Regions from separate parts of the Homo sapiens genome. Here regions 2, 3 and 4 are each linked to region 1. Evidence: chromatin contacts called from ENCODE Hi-C or POLR2A ChIA-PET data. All regions are on one chromosome and are shown on one strand. Each heading gives the region's core, a stretch centred on a gene start or an enhancer-like site at or near the end of the contact. The rest is flanking DNA. Distances are from core to core; before and after follow the strand shown. Region 1 holds the start of ZNF420 (zinc finger protein 420). Region 2 holds the start of ZNF573 (zinc finger protein 573). Region 3 holds the start of ZFP30 (ZFP30 zinc finger protein). Region 4 holds the start of TBCB (tubulin folding cofactor B).

Evidence for each region. Hi-C counts contacts between places; a loop is a spot of excess contacts on that map. ChIA-PET counts read pairs that join two places held with the same protein, here RNA polymerase II (POLR2A). Pooled maps may share reads with other maps.
Region 2: a pooled map shows a loop between it and region 1 (15-fold over the local background). The contact joins the promoter of ZNF573 here to the promoter of ZNF420 in region 1. A Hi-C loop is called at or near these places in 11 of 37 single-sample maps with no recorded cell type and 22 of 50 pooled maps. POLR2A ChIA-PET finds 5 or more read pairs at or near these places in 3 of 52 experiments (A549, CD4-positive, alpha-beta memory T cell and WTC11).
Region 3: a map of gastrocnemius medialis shows a loop between it and region 1 (4-fold over the local background). The contact joins the promoter of ZFP30 here to the promoter of ZNF420 in region 1. A Hi-C loop is called at or near these places in 2 of 168 maps with a recorded cell type or tissue (gastrocnemius medialis and naive thymus-derived CD4-positive, alpha-beta T cell), 10 of 37 single-sample maps with no recorded cell type and 14 of 50 pooled maps. POLR2A ChIA-PET finds 5 or more read pairs at or near these places in 1 of 52 experiments (HepG2).
Region 4: a map of CD8-positive, alpha-beta T cell shows a loop between it and region 1 (4-fold over the local background). The contact joins the promoter of TBCB here to the promoter of ZNF420 in region 1. A Hi-C loop is called at or near these places in 2 of 168 maps with a recorded cell type or tissue (CD8-positive, alpha-beta T cell and mammary epithelial cell), 7 of 37 single-sample maps with no recorded cell type and 12 of 50 pooled maps.

The regions. Positions count from the first base shown.
Region 1 is chr19:37,076,559-37,081,488 of GRCh38, reverse strand. It overlaps ZNF420 (zinc finger protein 420), which reads right to left and starts at 3,056. Exons shown (of 5, transcript NM_144689.5): 1 at 2,919-3,056; 2 at 1,101-1,144. LOC105372390 (a long non-coding RNA gene) reads left to right here and starts at 3,292. Exons shown (of 2, transcript XR_001754095.2): 1 at 3,292-3,391. RefSeq lists an enhancer at 2,981-3,220 and a silencer at 3,311-3,600.
Region 2 is chr19:37,776,499-37,781,212 of GRCh38, reverse strand. It overlaps ZNF573 (zinc finger protein 573), which reads left to right and starts at 1,627. Exons shown (of 5, transcript NM_001172690.2): 1 at 1,627-1,669. RefSeq lists enhancers at 813-1,475, 1,334-1,683, 1,390-1,684, 1,476-2,139.
Region 3 is chr19:37,653,835-37,658,386 of GRCh38, reverse strand. It overlaps ZFP30 (ZFP30 zinc finger protein), which reads left to right and starts at 2,922. Exons shown (of 6, transcript NM_001320669.3): 1 at 2,922-2,967; 2 at 3,508-3,675. RefSeq lists enhancers at 2,317-2,366, 1,766-2,753 and a silencer at 2,777-2,966.
Region 4 is chr19:36,111,713-36,116,827 of GRCh38, reverse strand. TBCB (tubulin folding cofactor B) reads right to left here and starts at 1,360. Exons shown (of 6, transcript NM_001281.3): 1 at 1,154-1,360; 2 at 644-787. The coding sequence starts at 1,267. POLR2I (RNA polymerase II subunit I) reads left to right here and starts at 1,953. Exons shown (of 6, transcript NM_006233.5): 1 at 1,953-2,030; 2 at 2,115-2,169; 3 at 2,416-2,489; 4 at 2,577-2,651; 5 at 2,762-2,813; 6 at 3,011-3,119. The coding sequence starts at 1,972. The coding sequence ends at 3,073. OVOL3 (ovo like zinc finger 3) reads right to left here. Exons shown (of 4, transcript NM_001302757.2): 3 at 3,864-4,068; 4 at 3,117-3,375. The coding sequence ends at 3,167. RefSeq lists enhancers at 630-719, 2,310-2,439, 2,458-2,969, 4,826-5,115 and a silencer at 1,030-1,119.

The sequences.
Region 1 (4,930 bases), core at 1,807-4,306:
GAAAGAAACTACAAGGAGAAAAATCCAACAAATAAAAACTCAGTAAAGATATGGAAGATTTAAAAAATACTATCAACCTACCTGACCTAGTTGACATTTATAGAACACTCCACCCAACAACCACAGAATATAGTCTTTTCAAGTGCACATGGAACATTTACTAAGATGCATCAAATTCTGGGTCATAAAACAAATCTTAATAAATTTAAAAGGATTAAAATCATATGAAGTATATTCTGTGAACACAATGTAATGAAATTAGAAATCAGTAACAAAAGATCTCTGGAAGATCCTCAAAATATTTGAAAACATGACACATCAAAATAACCTATAAGTCAAGAAATCAAAGGGGCAAATTAGAAAGGATTTTGAACTGAAGGTAGAATAAATGAAACAAGATTGGAAAGTAATCGCTTTTTTTTTTTTTTTTTTGAGACAGAGTCTCGCTCTGTTGCCCAGGCTGGAGTGCAGTGGCGCAATCTCGGCTCACTGCAAGCTCTGCCTCCCAGGTTCACGCCATTCTCCTGCCTCAGTCTCCCGAGTAGCTGGGACTATGTGCATCCACCACCACGCCCAACTAATTTTTTTTTTTTAATTTTTAGTACAGACGGGGTTTCACCTTTTTCCAGGATGGTTTCGATCTCCTAACCTCGTTCCATCCGCCTCGGCCTCCCAAAGTGCTGGGATTATAGGCATGAGCCACCACACCTGGCCGTGATCGTTTTTAAGCTAGGCATATTCATTATACTTTTGTGTACATTTGAAACTTTCCATAACAAGCTAAAAAAAGTTAAAAAATCAAAATGGTGCTGTATCAGAAATAACACAATAGAGCTCTTTCCCTTTTTAAATAACACAATAGAGCTATTTCTCTCTTCCCCTTTTTAAATCCATGAGTCTCAAATCCATTCTTCGTAAATTTAACCACTATTGGGGAAGCATCTATCCCGATTAATGGCACATTTTCTTTGCTCTCAATCTACCAAAAATTGCCTTGCCCCTCTATCATTTGAGAAGGCAAGAAATTTCAAAAAGAAAACAAAAATGTCTATGTCCTGTAATAACAAAGGTATTTCAGGAAACAAAGAGGAAATACTCACCTTGGACATTGCTACTGAAACAGCCATTCTTTCTCCTCTGGGCTCTACTCTCAGAAAAAGAAAAATGGAATGAGATATTAGGCCTTTCTTGGGGAATATGCTAAATTATAACATACCCTCTTCCTCCATCCTCTTAATCTCATTTAACATAAAGAAAAGTCAGGAGGAGACTAGAATAAGTCTTCTACCTTCTGTATCAGAAAGAAGGGCCAGGTCACAGCTGTCTTGGGCTTGAATTTATTTCTGTATTCAAAGCTGTACACTGGAGACAGTCCTGCAGTGGGGTGCTTCAGGTTCAGAACTGGGTGGCTGTCTCCTAAAGCACTCCCTCTGAAACTATTCCCACTCCTGGAGTCCCATTATATTTCCAGTGGCCTATTTATTTATTTATTTAGAGAATGAGTTTCACTCTTGTTGCCCAGGCTGGAGTGCAGTGGCTTGATCTTGGCTCACTGCAACCTCCGCCTCCCGGGTTCAAGCAATTCTCCTGCCTCAGCCTCCTAAGTAGCTGGGATTACAGGCATGCGCCACCACGCCCAGCTAATTTTGTATTTTTAGTAGAGGTCATGGTGAAACCATGACCTCAGGTAATCCACCCGCCTCTGCCTCCCAAAGCGCTGGGATTACAGATGTGAGCCACCGCGCACAGCATCCAGTGGCTGTCTTGAAGGTATTATCAGCCCTAAAATTCTCATCCTAAGACCAGGTCTGTAACTTGCAAATAACTCCTATTCATCACTCAGGTGTCCAAATGTCTGACTTCCTTACTTCTTGCCACTTCCCTGCACCCAATCCCCTTAAGGCTATAAGGCAAGAGGACGCAGGGAAGAAGTCGTGAACTCGTAAGTAACTACATTTCCCAAGGTGAACCGAGGATGGATACAGAAATGAAGCAATACAGGCCATGGATGAAAGGGCAGCCACTGTGGTCAAATCAAAAAGTCCTTAAGTCCTCAGAGCCACATGGGAGGAGCACAGAGCCACATGGGACTCACAATCCATAGGCAGACCTCAGCCCCAAATGAACCCCAGAAATACCAAAAAGAAATTTACTTCTGTACTGGACTAAACCCCCATAAGGTCACAGAATATACAAATGGCCACATAAAGTCACACATAATCACATTTCCACAGTTACACAGCTAGAGGCACAATCACCCAATTATGCTACATTGTTAGACCACCTTGTCTCAAACAAAATCCCATTAAGTACAAGGCATATAATTACATCCAAGCACCTTGTCAGAGACACATACCGCCAAAAACACCCTTTCAAAGCTGCAATTTTAGTCTCTTTACACAGTCATGAAAACAGCACACACAACCCCACAGTCACACACAATCAGACAGTCACCCAACCCAGTACGAAATCAGGGAAACACGCGGTAATAAACACCGTGTCACAGCAACACTGTCACACACCTTAAATTTACTGGCAAATCCATCCCACGATATCAGGTTTACACACAACCTCAAAGTGACACAAGAACATCCAAACACTCTTGTCACAACTGTCACACACTTCATAGTCACAGGCAAACCCCAATTATACACGCGGCACACATAAAATCACAGTCACATAAGTATATCCCAGCCAGGTAAGCAAACAGTCACAAACACCCTCAGAGTCACAACTCACACTCATACAAATGCTCATACACAAAACCACAGCCACACACGTCCAGTCGTGTATGCACAGGCAGTCGCCAATACCAGGCAGGCTGTAGCCTGCACACAAAACCGGAGACACGGCCACACGAGTAACCCCAGCGACGCTTTCTCCGCGCGTGTCCGCTCCGGCATCCCGGACACTCCTACCTTGACAGAGGTGCAGTTCAGGGTCCAAGATCTGGCTCCCGGGTTCCAAGCCCAATTTCGGGTTCGCCAGCCCAGCAGGTGCGGAGCCAAGCTCCTCCACAGACGCGGCCCTCTCCCCACGCGAGGCCTCCAAATCTCGCAAACTAACGGAAATGAAGCTACGCTCCGGGAGCGGTGCCTCTGGGAAATGTAGTCCAGCGCTCCGGACGCCGTGCCTCTGGGAAATGTAGTCCAGCGCTTGGCTAGCCGGCCAGAACGCCAGGAGGCCCGGGCCGCTCACCCCTCGAGGGGCTCGTGGGCTCGGCCTGTGGAACCTGCTTGTCCCGCCTGCAGCGCCCCGGAGGTTTCTGGGAGTGCCCGCCCGCCCGCGCTCAGTGCGCAGGCGTCAGACGCTCAGGGCCTGCGAGAGCGAGCTGAGTGGTCCCAGGGTCTACCCCTGGCAGGAGAGAGGGTGGGACCCGCCGGCCAGGCAGGTGCGGGGGAGGAGCTGGGGCCGGTGCGGGGACCCGCCGGAACCTCGGATTTGCAGAGGACCCTGTGTGTGCCCTCCCAGGCCCTTGGGGTGTGTGTGACAATGGGAGATGCCAGGTGGACTGAGAGTCTTTCCGTGGCCGGGTGTGTATGGTTGTGTTTCTGCCTGTGTGTGATTCTTCCTGCTGTGGGGTGTGAGGTGATTTGTACTTTAAGCTGCGTAGTAATGGGATTTTATAACTGTGTAGAATCGTCTAACAGAGTAAGACGATTTTACACAGATCTCTATTGTGGTTTGCTTATGAAGGGTATCTGTATGTATATCTGCTTTTTTGTGTGTGGCCGTAATTGAGTAACTGGTGATCTGTGTTATATAAACGTGCTTTCTTTGTGCTTGTATTTCAGTGTCTGTAAGGGTGCCAAGAGCAAATGAGCTGTGTGTGATCGTGTGTGACAGTGAAAATACTATGGCCAAGTTATTTCTTCCTTAAATAGTAATGTAATAATCTGGAAAAGATAATCAATTTATCTGACAAGTAATTTAGACATCATTTTTCTATTGGATCAAATATATGTGTTATCGGGAAGAATCCAAAATTAACGTAGTTTTTTCTTTGTTTTTAGAAAGATTATTTCAAAACCAGTCCTAGGGTAACTGCCTTTTCCTCTGCCACAGCAGGCCAAAAGTAGATATCCATTATTTTCTAATTAGAGGGTAAAGTTTCTCTTATTACTGGGTACGGTTGAGAGGCCATCAACTAATAAAATAATAAAACAACGTTATACATAAGAAGAGTGAATTTTAGCACAGTACAGCACTAGTCAGATTTCCCAAATTCTAGGTCAAACACTTGTCCTCATTTTCTGATGAGAAAACCTTGGCCGGCAGAAAGTAACTTAAGGCTGTAGAGTTTGTTGGTAAACCTGAACTTATTTTTACTTACTTCAAGACCTCTTGGCCTTTTATGATTTTTGAATAATCAAAAACTTGTGAACTTCCAGCACAGAGAAGATAGAGTATAATTTCACCACTCCTTCAGAGGGAAAAAAATTAATAAAACTTGGTCTTGCAAGACCATATATCAAATACATTGATCTCTTACCGGTAATGTGACTGGAATAGCAAATTTGGTGATCAGAATTCTTGAGGGAATGAACCTGTGTGTGTGATCAGGCATAGCTATGTGAAATATAGATAATTAAATTGCACTGAGTTAGAGTGGGTCAAAGTCAGGCAAGAATTATGTCCAATTCACATGCACACGTATGTTTATTGCGGCACTATTCACGATAGCAAAGACTTGGAACCAACCCAAATGTCCATCAATGATAGACTGGATTAAGAAAATGTGGCACATATACATCATGGAATACTATGCAGCCATAAAAAAGGATGAGTTCATGTCCTTTATAGGGACATGGATAAAGCTGGAAACCATCATTCTTAGCAAACTATCGCAAGGACAGAAAACCAAACACCACATGTTCTCACTCATAGGTGGGAATTGAACAATGAGAACACTTGGACACAGGGTAAGGAA
Region 2 (4,714 bases), core at 378-2,877, 700 kb before region 1:
ACAATTTATTGAATAAACCAGTCCATTCACAACAACATCAAAAGTACGTACATTTCCCAATGTAAATTAATACAGCCATGATGGAAAATAATATGGAGATTCATCAGAAACTAAAAATAGAATTACTATATGTTCCAGCAACCCCACCGGTGGGTGTATAGCTAAAGGAATTGAAATCAGCATGCTGAAGAGATAACTGCACTACCATTCACTGCAGCATTATTCTGCATTGGATACGGAAGCAACCTAGGTGTCCAGCATGTTATAAGTGGATAAAGAAAATGTTACATATTATATATATTATGTATATAACCTTATACACATATATATATGTATATATAAAGGAATACTATTCACTTTTTAAGAAGAGGAAAATCGGCCGGGCACAGTGGCTCGCGCCTGTAAATGCAGCATTTTGTGAGGCCAAGGTGGGTGGATCACCTGAGGTCAGGAGTTCGAGACCAGCCAGATCAACATGGTGAAACCCTGTCACTGCTAAAAATACAAAAATTAGCCGACGTGGTGGCGCATGCCTATAATCCCAGCTACTTGGGAGGCTGAGACACAAGAATCGCTTGAACAGGGGAGGCAGAGGTTGCAGTGAGCTGAGACTGTGCCACTGCACTCCAGCCTGGGTGACAAGAGCGAAACTCCGTTTCAAAAAATAATAATAAGTAAATAGATTTTTAAAAAATAAATAAAAAATAAAAATAAAACAAGGAAAATTCTGTCATCTGTGACAACATGGATAAACCAGGAGGACATTATGCTAAGTGAGAGAAGCCAGTAACAGAAAGATAAATACCAAATACCACATAAGTGGTATTTGTGGAATCTAAAAAAGTCTAACTCTTAAGAGGCAAAGAATGGTGTTTACCAGAGACTGAAAAATGGGGAAAAGGGAGATGTTAATTAAAACAGTACAAAATTTCAGTTAGTCAGGAGAAATAAACTTTGTTAATCGATTGCATAGAATAGCAACTACATAAATAATGTGTTGCATGTTTCAAAATTGCTAAAAGTAGATTTTAAATGTTTTCACCACAAAAAAGTGAGGTGATGGATTTAATTAGCTTGATTTAATCATTTCGCATTGTAAACATAGATCAAAACAGCATATTGTACCCTATCAGTATATAAAACATACAATTATTATTTGTCCATTTTTAAAAAGTTACTTTTCTCATACCTTATAACAAGACTGGACTTCCTCAGGGGACACAGAGCAGAGTCCCCGCCCTCGGGAGCTCATAACCGATCCCCCACGCTCGCCCTCGCGGCCACACTTTGAAAGCCCTCCCCTACCGGCTCTACACTCAAACAGCCCGAGGCTTCGGGCAGCCTCGAGTTCGGATTCCACTTCTCAGCCTTCTGGGGTCACTGAAACCCTCAGAACTCCGAGGACAAGTCGGACACGCCTTCGCCTCAGCCATCTTCGCCAGCGCAATAAGTCTCTGTGTCTTCACACTCCTGGTAGAGGGAAAACTAAAACCTCCGGGAGCCAGCGTCCGGCGGTGCCTGCAATCTAACCGGGATTTGGGGTTCCGAGCCACTTTTCCCACAAGCCACCGCGGTCATGGAGCTTTAGGCTTAAACTACATTTCCCAGAGGGCAACGGGAACACCCAATCTATGGCTTCCCTTCCGTTTTCGCGTGGTTCTTTTGCAAGGTGGGTTGAACTCATTTCAGTATATAACAGGCACAGAGTACTCGCAGGGAGGGCTCTGGGCAATCAAGTTACGTTGGAGCCCAACCTAAACCAGCCGGGGTGGTGGAGGAAGCCCTTTAACCGTGGAAGCCTCTAGTGTGGACGGCCAGTTGTTATCGGAATCTCAGGCCCGTGGGTGCATGAACAGCAGAGGAGGGTATTTGAGTGCGCACGTGAGAGAATGTTGTATATGTCAGATGGGGAATGTTTGAGAGTGTGTGACAGAGAAACTGCGTGTGAGAGGCTGGGATGTGCCTCCTTGACGGTGGGTGCGGTTGTGAGGCTGTGACAGGTGAGTGAGTGGCTGTGCTTGCGTGACGGGGATATGAGGTGCTTGTCCTTTTCATGTACGTTGATTGCGGTGGCACTGCGGTGTCACTTTGAGTCTTGGCTGTAGGTTCCCGGCTGCTGCTTCTCTCCTCCCTCCTCACAGCTGCTTGCGGCTGACACACACAAAAAATGTCTGCAAGAGGGAAGTTGGATACTGAACTCTACATCAAGTTTTCCAGCAAGAAGGCATTGACTTGCTGTGAGATTGGAAACGCCTGGGAGGTTATTTCTTTGTGAGCTCTGAGAGCGAGCTACCTGTCTCAGAACCTCGTCTTTCCCAGAGCTCTGACCCCAGGAACCTGCTGTGAACTCATACCCAGATTCCAGCCTCTCTCCTACCTCCATGTGTTAAAGTGTGTGAACAGGGAAGGCGTGGAGGGTATTGTGTAAGGAGGCATTCCGTGCTTCAAGGAAAGGCCTGATAACTCATGATTTTTTTCTCCCTCCCTGGTCCTGCTATTCCTCAAAAGGACTCTAATGAGGAGGAAAAAAATTCTTTCACATCTAAAACTCAATGTTTAGGCTAGTTGGCTTTTTTCTTTCCTAAGGTTACTGGTTTTAGAGTATGTTTTACTTCATCTGAAATGTGTCTGAATGTCCTAATACCAATCTGCTTTCTTTCCAGTAGATGTTGGGAGCCATTGAGCTGAATCTCATTAACGTTCTCATATTTGGCCGGGTGTGGTGGCTCACGCCTGTAATCGCACCATTTTAGGAGGCCAAGGCGGACGGATCACTTGAGGTCAGGAGTTCGAGACCAGCCTGGCCAACATGACGAAACCCCATCACTACTAAAAATACAAAAATTAGTCTGGCGTGATGGTGCATGCTTGTAATCCCACCATCTTGGCCAGGCTGGTCTCGAACTCCTGACCTCATGATCCACCCGCCTCGGCCTCCCAAAGTGCTGGGATTACAGGCGTGAGCCACCGCACCCAGCCTTATGTGGATTATTTTACTTCATCTTCAGACTATTTTATATGCTAAATGACATTTTCTCCCAATTTACCAATGAGACTTTAAGACACATTTTATTAAGTATCAGAGCTTAAATCTGAAAGTCATATCCTAAAAGACTAACAACAGAATTTGTATTAGTTACTTCAAGAGACCACCTCTTAAATATTACTTTTTTTTTTTTTTTTTTTTTGAGACAGAGTCTCGCTCTGTCGCCCAGGCTGGAGTGCAGTGGTGCGATCTCGGCTCACTTGCAAGCTCTGCCTCCCGGGTTCAGGCCATTCTCCTGCCTCAGCCTCTCCGAGTAGCTGGGACTACAGGCGCCCGCCACCACGCCCGGCTAATTTTTTGTATTTTTATTAGAGACTGGGTTTCACCGTGGTCTCAGTCTCCTGACCTCGTGATCTGCCCGCCTCGGCCTCCCAAAGTGCTGGGATTACAAGCATGAGCCACCACGACCGGCTTTTTTTTTTTTTTTTATGACAAAGGCTTGCTCTATGGCCAGGCTGGAGTGCAGTGGCGCAGTCTCGGTTCACTGCAACCTCTGCCTCCTGAGTTCAAGCAATTCCCCTGCCTCAGCCTCCTGAGATCCATTATATCATTATTATGTCTTTGCATCCTCATAGCTTAGCTTCCACTCATAAATGAGAACATGTAATGTTTGGTTTTCCATTCCTGAGTTACTTCACTTAGAATAATGGTCTCCAACTCCATTCAGGTTGCATCCAATGCTGTTATTTCATTCCTTTTTATGGCTGAGTAGTATTCCATAGTGTATATATATGTGTACGTACACCAAATTTTCTTTATCCACTTGTTGATGGGCATTTAGGCTGTTGCCATATTTTTGCAATTGTGCTGCTATAAACGTGTGTGCAAGTGTCTTTTTCATATAATTACTTCTGTCTGGGTGCAGTGGCTCACACCTGTAATCCCAGCATTTTGGGAGGCTGAGGCCAGCAGATCACTTAAGGCCAGGAGTTCGAGACCAGCCTGGCCAACATGGTGAGACTCCTGTCTCTATCACTGAAAAAAAAATAAAATAATTTTATATAATGACTTCTTTTCCTCTGGGTAGATACCCATTAGTGGGATTGCTGGATCAAATGGTAGTTCTACTTTTAGTTTTTTAAGGAATCTTCATACTGTTTGTCATAGTGGTTGTACTAGTTTTTGTTCCCACCAGTAGTGTAGAAGTGTTCTCTCTTCACCACAACCATGGCAACATCTATTATCTTTTGATTTTTTAAAATTATGGTCATTCTTAGGGAGCAAATTGGTATCACATTGTGATTTTTATTGGCATTTTCCTGATCATTAGTGATGTTGAGCATTTTTTCATATGTTTGTTGACCATTTGTATATCTTCTTTTGAGAATTGTCTATTCATATCCTTAGCCTACTTTTTGATGGGATTATTTGTTTTTTTCTTGCTGATTTGTTTGAGTTCCTTGTAGATTCTGGATGTCAGTCCTCTGTTGGATGTACAGTTTGTGAATACTTTTTCCTATCCTGTGGGTTGTCTGTTTACTCTGCTGATTATTTCTTTTGCTGTGCAGAAGCTTTTTAGTTTAATTAAGTCCCATCTATTTATCTTTACTTGTGTTGCATTTGCTTTTGGGTTCTTGGTCATGAACTCTTTGCCTAAGCCAATGTGTAGAAGAGTTTTTCCAATGTTATCTTCTAGAATTTTTATGGTTTCAGGTCTTAGATTTAAGT
Region 3 (4,552 bases), core at 1,673-4,172, 580 kb before region 1:
ACTGTCCTCAAAGGAGGAACTAAAGAACAGCTCACATCTCCCAATGAAACGGCTGGCTCTGAAGTCAGGTTGAGAAGATTCACTCCATGACTAGAGGCAAGGATTACCACACATTTCAGGGAAGTATCCAGTATAAAAAGAGAACAATTCAAACTTTTTTGTAAAGGGGGAATTTGATTTGGATATAAAAGACAAAAATAGATTAAAAAAAAAAGCACCAGAAAACTTTAAACTAATTGCCCTCTGAGAGATTAGAGGTTTTATTGCATCCATAATAAAAACGAAAGGCTATGAAGAAATAAAAATTACAGAATATAAAGGAGCTCTTGGAAATTAGAAATGATTATCAAATTAAAAATAAATACAATTGTACTGTAAAGTCAACAAAATTTCCCAAAGTAAGAGAAAAAGAGAAAAAATAGGAGACAAAACATACAGCTCATGAAAAGTCCTTCCATGAAATACAAATTCCAGGACAAGAGAACAAAAATTCAGAAGGATAGAGGACTGTCAAAAAAGAAAAAGAGGAAGAAAAATGTTCAGACCTATAAAGTGCTGCCCTATAACTAGCAGAAAAAAATGTTTAAACATACATGCCAAGTGCATAAATTATGAAATGTAAGTGCATTGTGGATTACAGGTGGCAATAGGTATCTGGGCGTTGGTGGGAGTGGGACATGAAATTAAAAAGGAACAGAAAACAATTGGTATTAGACTTGACAACATTAGCTACTAGAACACTGTGAAGTGACGCCTCCAAATTCTGAATCTAGGCAAAGTGTGAAGGCAGAATAAAGACATTTTCAGGCCCAGCGCGGTAGCTCACGCCTGTAATCCCAGCACTTTGGGAGGCCTAAGTGGGCGAATCACCCGAGGTCTGGAGTTCGAAATCAGCCTGGCCAACATGGTGAAACCCCATCTCTACTTAAACTATAAAAAAAAAAAAAAAAAAAAAAAAATGGCCAGGCGTGGTGGTGCACGTCTTTAATCCCAGCTACTCGGGAGGCTGAGGCAGAAGAATCGCTTGAACTGGGGAGGCAGAGGTTGTAGTGAGCTAAGATTGCACCACTGCACTCCAGCCTGGACAACAGAGTGAGACTCCGTCTCAAAAAAAAAAAAAATTTCAAACATGAAAGAACTAAAAAACATCTTTAATACATGCATCTTAAGGAACTTATTGGAAAAGAACTTTAGCAAAAATTAGCTGAATTCTAGGAAACAAGAATCAAACTTAGGAAAACAATGACGGTAAATTTTAGGACAACTGTACAGTCCAATTGCAGCCACAGAATGGAAGAGAGATTCTACTCCGATGTTTGAACCACTGAAAAAATAATCGATGAACATTTAACATATCTGTTGGAACATTTCTAAAAAATAGCAACAAGTACAAAGAAAACCAATAAATCCTTGATAAACAAACTCATGTAAGAAATGTACTTGGTTTTAAAGAGAAAATAATTGACGTAATTAGTACATATACTCCACATATTCACTTAACCAAAACTTGAGATATCTGGAAGAGATCAAGGAGAAAGAAGAAAGTTTTAAATATTTTAAATGAAGTATTACAATGAACATTTTTATTACTAAAGGTATTTTTAGCTACGAAAATGAGGCTGATCTTTCAACTAAAGATCAAAGAAACTTACTATCCAAGAATGCTTGGAGACATTGAATTTATCCAAGAGTTCATCCAGGAACAAAGGGGAAAAAACAAATCTCATTTGTTAGAATATTCCAAGACCAGGTATGGAAGAAAATAAAATGCCTCTCCCTCCCGTTTCATGGTGTCCTATTCAATTTTCTGACACAGTCCTACAATTCCATCATTTGGAAGTAATAGCAACCTTATTCCTTTCCAATTTTTTTTCCTGCAATTATTTTACTTGCCTAACACCACAGTCCTGAGGGCACACAAGGGCCAGATGCAGATAATCAAAATCCCAACACTCAGTTTCATAGGGACCCACAAACCGTCTCCATGGAAAACCAGAACCAGAAGCGCTGCCCTATCAGAAGGATTCTGGAAATAACGCTGGATGAGGCAGAGCCACAGTCACAGATCCGATGTCAGGTACGTCACAAACGCAGACACAAACCGCAAAGACCCCAGAGACCCGCTACAGCCAGCGTCAGAGTCAGGCACCACCGCGCAGCCTTCTCTGCGGCACCATCCTAATCCCCCGCTAGAGAACGGCACACGCGCACGCAGCAGCCCCGTGCACGGAAACACTACTCCGCCAGCGGCCAGGCACTCGGTCCAGGTACGCGGGGGCGCGGCGGCCGTCACTCAGCAAACACCACAGGCAGCACGCGCCGCGCCTTGGTCCAGGCTCGCGATACTGGGGTTTCCTCCATCCAACTCACGCCAGGGTCACGGCTACAGGCCTAGATTTGAACACTCCATCCCCATCGGGATCCTGTAGCCAACCTCCACCCTCCTCCAAACCTCCCGACCCCTCGGCAGGTGCGGCCCCACACTTCTCCCTTGCTCCCTGAAGGGCCCCAGCGTTCGCCCCCCGCGCGCTTGCGCACTCGAGGCAGAAGCCGATTTCCAAAGGTTCCGGTGAGGCGTCGCTGGGGGCGGGGCGGGGCTCGCAGCCTCCGCCTGTCTCCGAGCCGAGAACCAAATGAAAAATAAAAAGGCGGAATATTGTTTTTTTAAATTTTGGACCGCAGTGTCCACAGGGGAGCAGGCCTGGATTATCTTTAATGGCACTGGTCAGTCACGGGGCGGCCATTACAGGTAGAGGCCTGAGGCGAGGGACACTGCGGCCCCTCTGGCTCCGTCTCCCCGGCCCGACTATCCCCGCCGAGACCCGGCCCCACGCGCCCCTCCCGGCCCGGAGCAGCTGCGGGACTTGCCTCCGCCCCCCCGCGCGCTAGCGCATTCGCGACGGAGACAGGCGCTCTCCCGTATTCTGGCGCCGCTGACTCCCAGGGCTGGGCTATCCTCTGAGTCGGGTGAGGCTGGGGCTGGGAGCCGGGCGCCACTGTGGCCGCTGCTTTTCTGAGGGAAAAGAGCGCGGAGTGGGCCAGGTTTTGCAGGCCGGGCCAAGGTGGAGAAAAGGTTCCTGTGGAGCCTCAGGCCGGTGTGCTTTTTTTCCCGGGACTGAGCTTCTGCAGCCCTGAGGCCTGGAGGCCCGGGCGGTAGTAACTGTGCCGGACCAGGTTCGTGGGTGCGGCCTGTGGTGCAGTTGGAGACCGAGGCCCCGCGCATCCTCGTCCGCGCTTCAGCCACTTAGGCTCGGCCGTAGCGAAAAGGCCCAAGAGGGAAGTCAGAGGTGAACGCCCCAGGATGAAGGTCCCCTGCAAAACGCTGGGACCTAGATTTGGGGTGGGTGTCTGGGGTCTAGGAGGACACGCTGGACAGTTCCGAAAAGACACAGTGGGTGGTCCCGGGCGTGGGCAACCGGGTGCGGAACTACAGCGTACCCGGAGCTGCGAACCCAGACGCGGGTGACTGCTGACCCTCTGCCCTGTCGTTTCCATTTGTGCATGCAGGTGGCGGTTAGTTGGGGCCAGGGAAGCGTGGAGGGTGGGTTCCAATCGAGTCAAGAAAAGCCTGGGGTGTCCTGAACTCTGCCTGCTTCCCCAGCCCTGCCAGTTTCCAGAGAAGGCGCTTGAGAAGGAGAAACGAATCGCTGCTGCTCTTCTAAAAGCCGGTTCCCTGTGAGTTCGTGCTGCTGCTTTGTTTCTGTGAAATGCATTCGAGTTCCTTCCGTTTAAAATCCTGCTTAGGAATGATCTATTTATTCATTGATTTGGGCCTTAGGATTTCCCTACCTAGTTAACGGCAGGGGACCTAATTAATAGATTTCCCGTTGTTAGTGCCCACTTCATGCTGTTCTATAGTTAGACACATGGTTAGTTAACTGTAGGCTGCAAATTCAATTACTCTGTGAGCGCTGTTTTTCTAAGGATCTTGATGATATGGAAATACCCGTGCTGGAGATTAATGTTCATACTTTGTTTTTATTTGTTTTTTAGGGTTTAGATATGTTTAATGGTTCTGGGGTAGGAGTGGAGATTTCTTTTTTTCCAGGAAATTCATGAGTGGAAGTTTTTGGTACCAGCCAGATGTGGTTTGAGGTCTGGCAGCATGAGTTTATTTTGGGTATATCTTGGATCGACTGAGGGAGGTGTAGTGTAGTGGTTAAGAATTTCGAGCCTAGATTAAGTGGAATTGAATCCTGACTGCCACTTAAATCTGAACGAGTTTAAGCAATCTGTGCTTCAATTTCCTCAGAATTGTAATAGTGTATACTTTACGGTGTTGTTTTGAAGATTACATGAATTAATATTTGTGAAGCTCTTAGGAGAGTGCCTGGCACATAGTGAGTCCTTAATTCATACTAGCTACTGGTATTAAAATGATGATGCTCAGTCATTTCCTATCAGCTTTGTGTATTTCCAAGACCAATGCAAATGTGAAGGTAATTATGATGGATGCTTGCAAGCAGGAAAATGAGCCAGACCCTGCAGTGGACCAGAACAGGGATTGGTAACATAAGTCCTTGGACTCTGTTTATGAGCTTTCAGGGCAACA
Region 4 (5,115 bases), core at 111-2,610, 960 kb after region 1:
CCAACATGGCAAAAACCCATCTCTACTAAAAATACAAAAATTAGCTGGGTGGGCACCTGTAATCCCAGCTACTCGGGAGGCTGGGGCACAAGGATCACTTGAACCCAGGAGGTGAAGGCTGCAGTGAGCCCGATAGTGCCACTGCACTCCATTCCAGGTTGGGTGACAGAGTGAGACTCTGTCTCAAAAAAAGACAGAAAGGATGTACTGAGTGGATGCACAAAGAGATCCTGTGTTCTGGTTTCTCCCAAGCTGTCCAGCCTGGTCGCTCACTGTGACCTACCTCACATTCTAGGCCTCTGTACACCCTGCTCCCTCCTTTCCACCTCTTTCTCTTAAGTCACCCTTTCCTCATCCCTCAGCTCAGACATCCCTTCCTCCAGGAAGCCCTCTCTGATTCTCCCAGGTGGAGTCAGGCACCTCTTCTTGGTGGCTCCAGTCCCCTGGGATTTCCTGATCCCAGCCCAGACCACTCTAGGCTGTCCCTGTCTAATGATGGGTCTGTCTCTCGTCAGGCTGCACTGGAGGCTCCACGAAGGCAGGACCTATCTCGGGTATGACTGAGGGCAAAGCCCAGCAAGTGTCTGTTGAATAACCAAATGAAAGGTGGGGTGGGGGAGTGTCCCAGATAGAGAGTCCTCACGTGGATGCGGCAGCCGTCATCTACAGGGTAGGAGCCCAGGAGCGCATCCTCTTGATCCAGCTTGCTGTAGAACTTGTCGTCAACTCCATACAGCTCCAGTTCCATGCAGGAAGCAGGGCTGCCCACCAGCAACTCCAGTTTACACTGTGAGGAGGAGGCAGGGTGAGAAGAAGGAGGCCACGGAGGCCCCGCCCCTTGCATCAATGACCATCGCCACGTCCCTTTTCCTCCAAAAGACCCCCCAGTCAGGACGCACGGGGCCGCAATCCAGCCCCTCGCCTCTTGCCCCCGCCCTCTGGACCGTCGGATTTTTCGCTGGACCCGGCCCTCATCTCTGCACTCTCGAGTTCTCTCCGGACCCGCCCCGCCGCGACCGGGTCCCCAGCCTCCGCAGCCTGGGATCACCTCCGGGCCCGCCCAGTCACTCCCCGGCCCCTCCCAGCCTCCCCCTTCCGGGAACCCCCCAATTTCTTCGCCCCGCCCCTCCGGACCCCGCCCCCATGGCCACACCTTGAACTCAGCGATGGTGAGGCTGCGGCTGTATCGCTTCTCGGAGCGGAAGGTGTTGAGGGAGCTGCTGATGAAAACGGTCACCGTGGGTGCCGACACCCCCGTCACCTCCATCTTGCCGCGCCCTGCGGATGCCTGCAGCGCGGTCCAGCCGCCTCACACCCGCTCCGCAGCCGCCGCCGCCGCTGCTGCTGCTGGGCTATCAGCCCCGCCTCCTGCTCCGTGCCTGACCAATCCGCGCTCTCCTGCCAGGAGCGTCCGCCAATCGCCGCCGTCCCTTCCCCACCGCCAGGAAGAGGGCTCTCCTTACTCTTGGGCCAGCCCAGCCAATCCAGAGGGGCCTTCCATAGTTCACGGTTCTTCCAATAGCGGCCCGGGAAAGGACCAGAACAGGCGGCGAAGACTGAAGCCCGGAGGTAGGAGTGGCAAGAGCTCGCCCAGTCCGCGAAGGGTAAACTCGCGCATGCGCACTGGCCTTCAACCAAGCCAAGCGCCTTGGCTTCTGTCCTGGATGCTCAGTGTTTTGCGGTTTACGATGCGCATCGTTTTCCCGGCTCTGGCACCAGATCCATACTATTCTGTAAACTGAGGCGGCGATGCCCAAAAATTGGAAGCAATTACTCTAAGATATCAAAAGATTGAAGCAAGCCATGAAACCTCTGCGCGGAGAGAGCCGAGCCCGAGGCGGCGGGGAGCCAGCACGTGTGCGCAGCTCCGCCCTCTTTTGGCGAAGCACCTAGGCCTGGCCCCTCCCGCGACCTGTAGCGCGGCGGAGCAAGCGCGGAAGGCTGGGAGGGCTGCGCGGGCTGCGCGTCGCCATGGAGCCCGACGGGACTTACGAGCCGGGCTTCGTGGGTATTCGCTTCTGCCAGGAATGGTGAGGCGGAGGGAGCGGGTGATGTTAGAAGGCGGGCGAGGAATGGCTCCAGAACTAACCCCTGGCACCTCCCCCTCCCCACAGTAACAACATGCTGTACCCCAAGGAAGACAAGGAGAACCGCATTCTGCTCTACGCGGTGAGCGCCGGGGTCTTCCCCGGCAGGTCCACCTGTTCCCAGCGTGGCCCCGCCCTGCCCCCTGCCTCTGTGATCGGACTCCCTGTTCGCCCTCCGCTGCACCTCAAGTGATCCTGACTCTCATGTCCTGCCCATCCCCAAAGAGAGTCCTGTCGTCATATCCTCCGGGATCACCCTGCCCTCTCCTCCCAATCTTGTCTGGAATCCTTCCGTGACCCCCTTTCCCCCACACTCGCCCTCTCGTAGTGCCGGAACTGTGATTACCAGCAGGAGGCCGACAACAGCTGCATCTATGTCAACAAGATCACGCACGAAGTGGAGTGAGTGGCGGGCCCTGAGCTGGGGGCGGGGGTGTTGGCTCTGGAGGCTGGGTCTGAGCGTAATTTTGCACCCCCGCGTCCCTGCAGCGAACTGACCCAGATTATCGCCGACGTGTCCCAGGACCCCACGTTGCCGCGGACCGAGGACCACCCGTGCCAAAAGTGAGCGTTCAGCTGGTACTGGGGAGGTAAAGTGAGGCTCGTCTCCTCACTGGGCGAAGGGAGGAGGGAAGGGTGTGAAGCCTCCGGTGACCGAGCCCCTACCCTCTCAGGTGCGGCCACAAGGAGGCTGTGTTCTTCCAGTCACACAGTGCGCGGGCCGAGGTAAGTGGCGCGAGGGCTTTCTAAGTATCTGGGGCTTGTTTGGTCCTTTCTGGGGGCGGGGATATCAATGTGGGTGACCCTGCGCTTCTTGGAACTCTGCCGGGCCCTTACCTATTGGTGAAGTTCTCTTGCCTGTTCTTTTGGGGTAAGGCGCTGCTGGGTCCAAATCCTTCCTAACCATGCATCATTTCTGCCAGGACGCCATGCGCCTTTACTACGTGTGCACAGCCCCACACTGCGGCCACCGCTGGACCGAGTGACCTCCTCTCTCCCCCGAGTGTAATAAACACCAGATTCCATGCGTGAGTTTTCTGTGTTTATTTGCCTCGTGGGGAGGACGCTGGCACACCGTATCAGGCTGCGCGGTGCAGGGCGCGGTGCTGTGCGTAGGTGTCGGGCCGGGAGCTGGTGAAGCCGCAGTCCTCGCACACGTGCAGCTTCTCGCGGCGCTCACGGTAAGCGTAGCTGGCCGGCTGTCCATGCACCTTAGCAAGGTGAGCTTCCAGGGAGCAGCGCTGCGTAAACGCTTTCCCGCAAGCACTGCAGCGGAAGGGCCGGATCCCTGCACAGATGGGCGCAGAGGGGAGGGCTGGACAGAGAGGGCAATGGGCTCTGGACTAAAGCGCCCCCACCCTGCTTTCCAGTGTTGAGCATTTCTGGTACCTATTCCAAGCTCTTCAGACTCTTCCGCCCATGACCCACCATCTGCTACCGTCACCCAGTGCAGACATGGGCCAGACACCTGTGTCTCCACTCTCCCTCACCAGGATGCTCCCTCCCCTGGGGGATGGAGAGGGAGGCCTTCCCTTGCCTTTCGATCTGGAGCCTGAATCGTATAACCGGCATCCGTCTGCACTCTGCATTCCGTGACAGGCCCCTATTTTGGTGCCACCTTACACCCACCCACTGGGGTCCGAGAGACATCATGTCTTGATTCTCCATACCCCACATACACAAACCATGGACACTCCACAGCCCAGCACCTCTCTCCATTTCCTTCCATCCCCACCTGGGGCCCAGCAACTTTTCCCTGTCCCTGCCACTGCTCACCAGTGTGAGTCCTCATGTGGCGCTTGAGATCGAAGGCGTCATGAAAGCCCTTGCCACAACAGCGGCACAGGTGGCGGCGCACGGGGCTGTGGCACTTGAGGTGCCTTGTCAGCATGCGCTGCAGAGGGAAGGCCTTAGGGCAGAGCGGGCAGCCCAGCGTCCCAGGGCCCCTGGGAGCAGAGGTCAGGTTGCCCTGTGTGGGCTGCTGGAGGGATGCAGGAGTTATTAGCCTCTCTGGCTGGACCCCATCCACCCTTTGTTACTCTGCAAATGAGTATTTACAGAGTGTCCTGAGCCACCACGGAGGATTAGGAAGGCAGGTGGGAGACAGTGATTAGTGTGTGTGCCTGTCACTCTCCAGGGCCTTCCCTCACTATCCCATGGTCCTTACTTTCTCTATGCCAAGTCCCATCTTCTGATGTGACATACACATTTTTTTTTTTTAAAGACAGAGTCTTGCTCTGTCGCCCAGGCAGGAGTGAAGTGGTATGATGTCAGGTCACTGCAACCTCCGCCTCCCGGGTTCAAGCGATTCTAGTGCCTCAGCCTCCCCACGATTACACGATTGTAGGCATGCGCCACATGCCCAGTTAATTTTTTTATTTTTTGTAGAGATGGGGTTTCACCATGTTGGCCAGGCTGGTCTTGAATTCCTGACCTCAAGCAATCCACCCACCTTGGCCTCACAAAGTGCTGGGATTACAGGCATGAGCCACTATGCCCGGTCTATTTTTCTAATTTTATTGTTTTTTTTGAGGGGGGATGGAGTCTAGATCTGTTTCCCAGGCTGGAGTGCAGTGGCGCAGACTCGGCTCACTGCATCCTCTGCCCTGCCTCCTAGGTTCAACTGATTCTCCTGCCTCAGCCTCCTGAGGAGCTGGGATTACAGGCACGTGCCACCATGTCTGGCTAATGTTTGTAATTTTAGTAGAGACAAGGTTTCAACATGTTGGCCAGCCTGGTCTCGAACTCATGACCTCAAGTGATTCACCCGCCTCGGCCTCCCAAAGTGCTGGAATTACAGGCTGACTAATTTTATTGTCTATACATGCAGCCCCAACCAGAATATAAGCTCCATAAAATTGTGGATTTTTGTCTTATTCCCGCTGAATATAACAGCCCATGCCTAGAACAGTGCCTTGCTTTCATGAATATATTACATTCCGGCTGGCGCTTTCCTTCCTCCAATGCATGCACAGCTGAAAAAGCCCTTATCTCCCATCGCACTCCTGTTGCCTTGTCCCATGTTCTG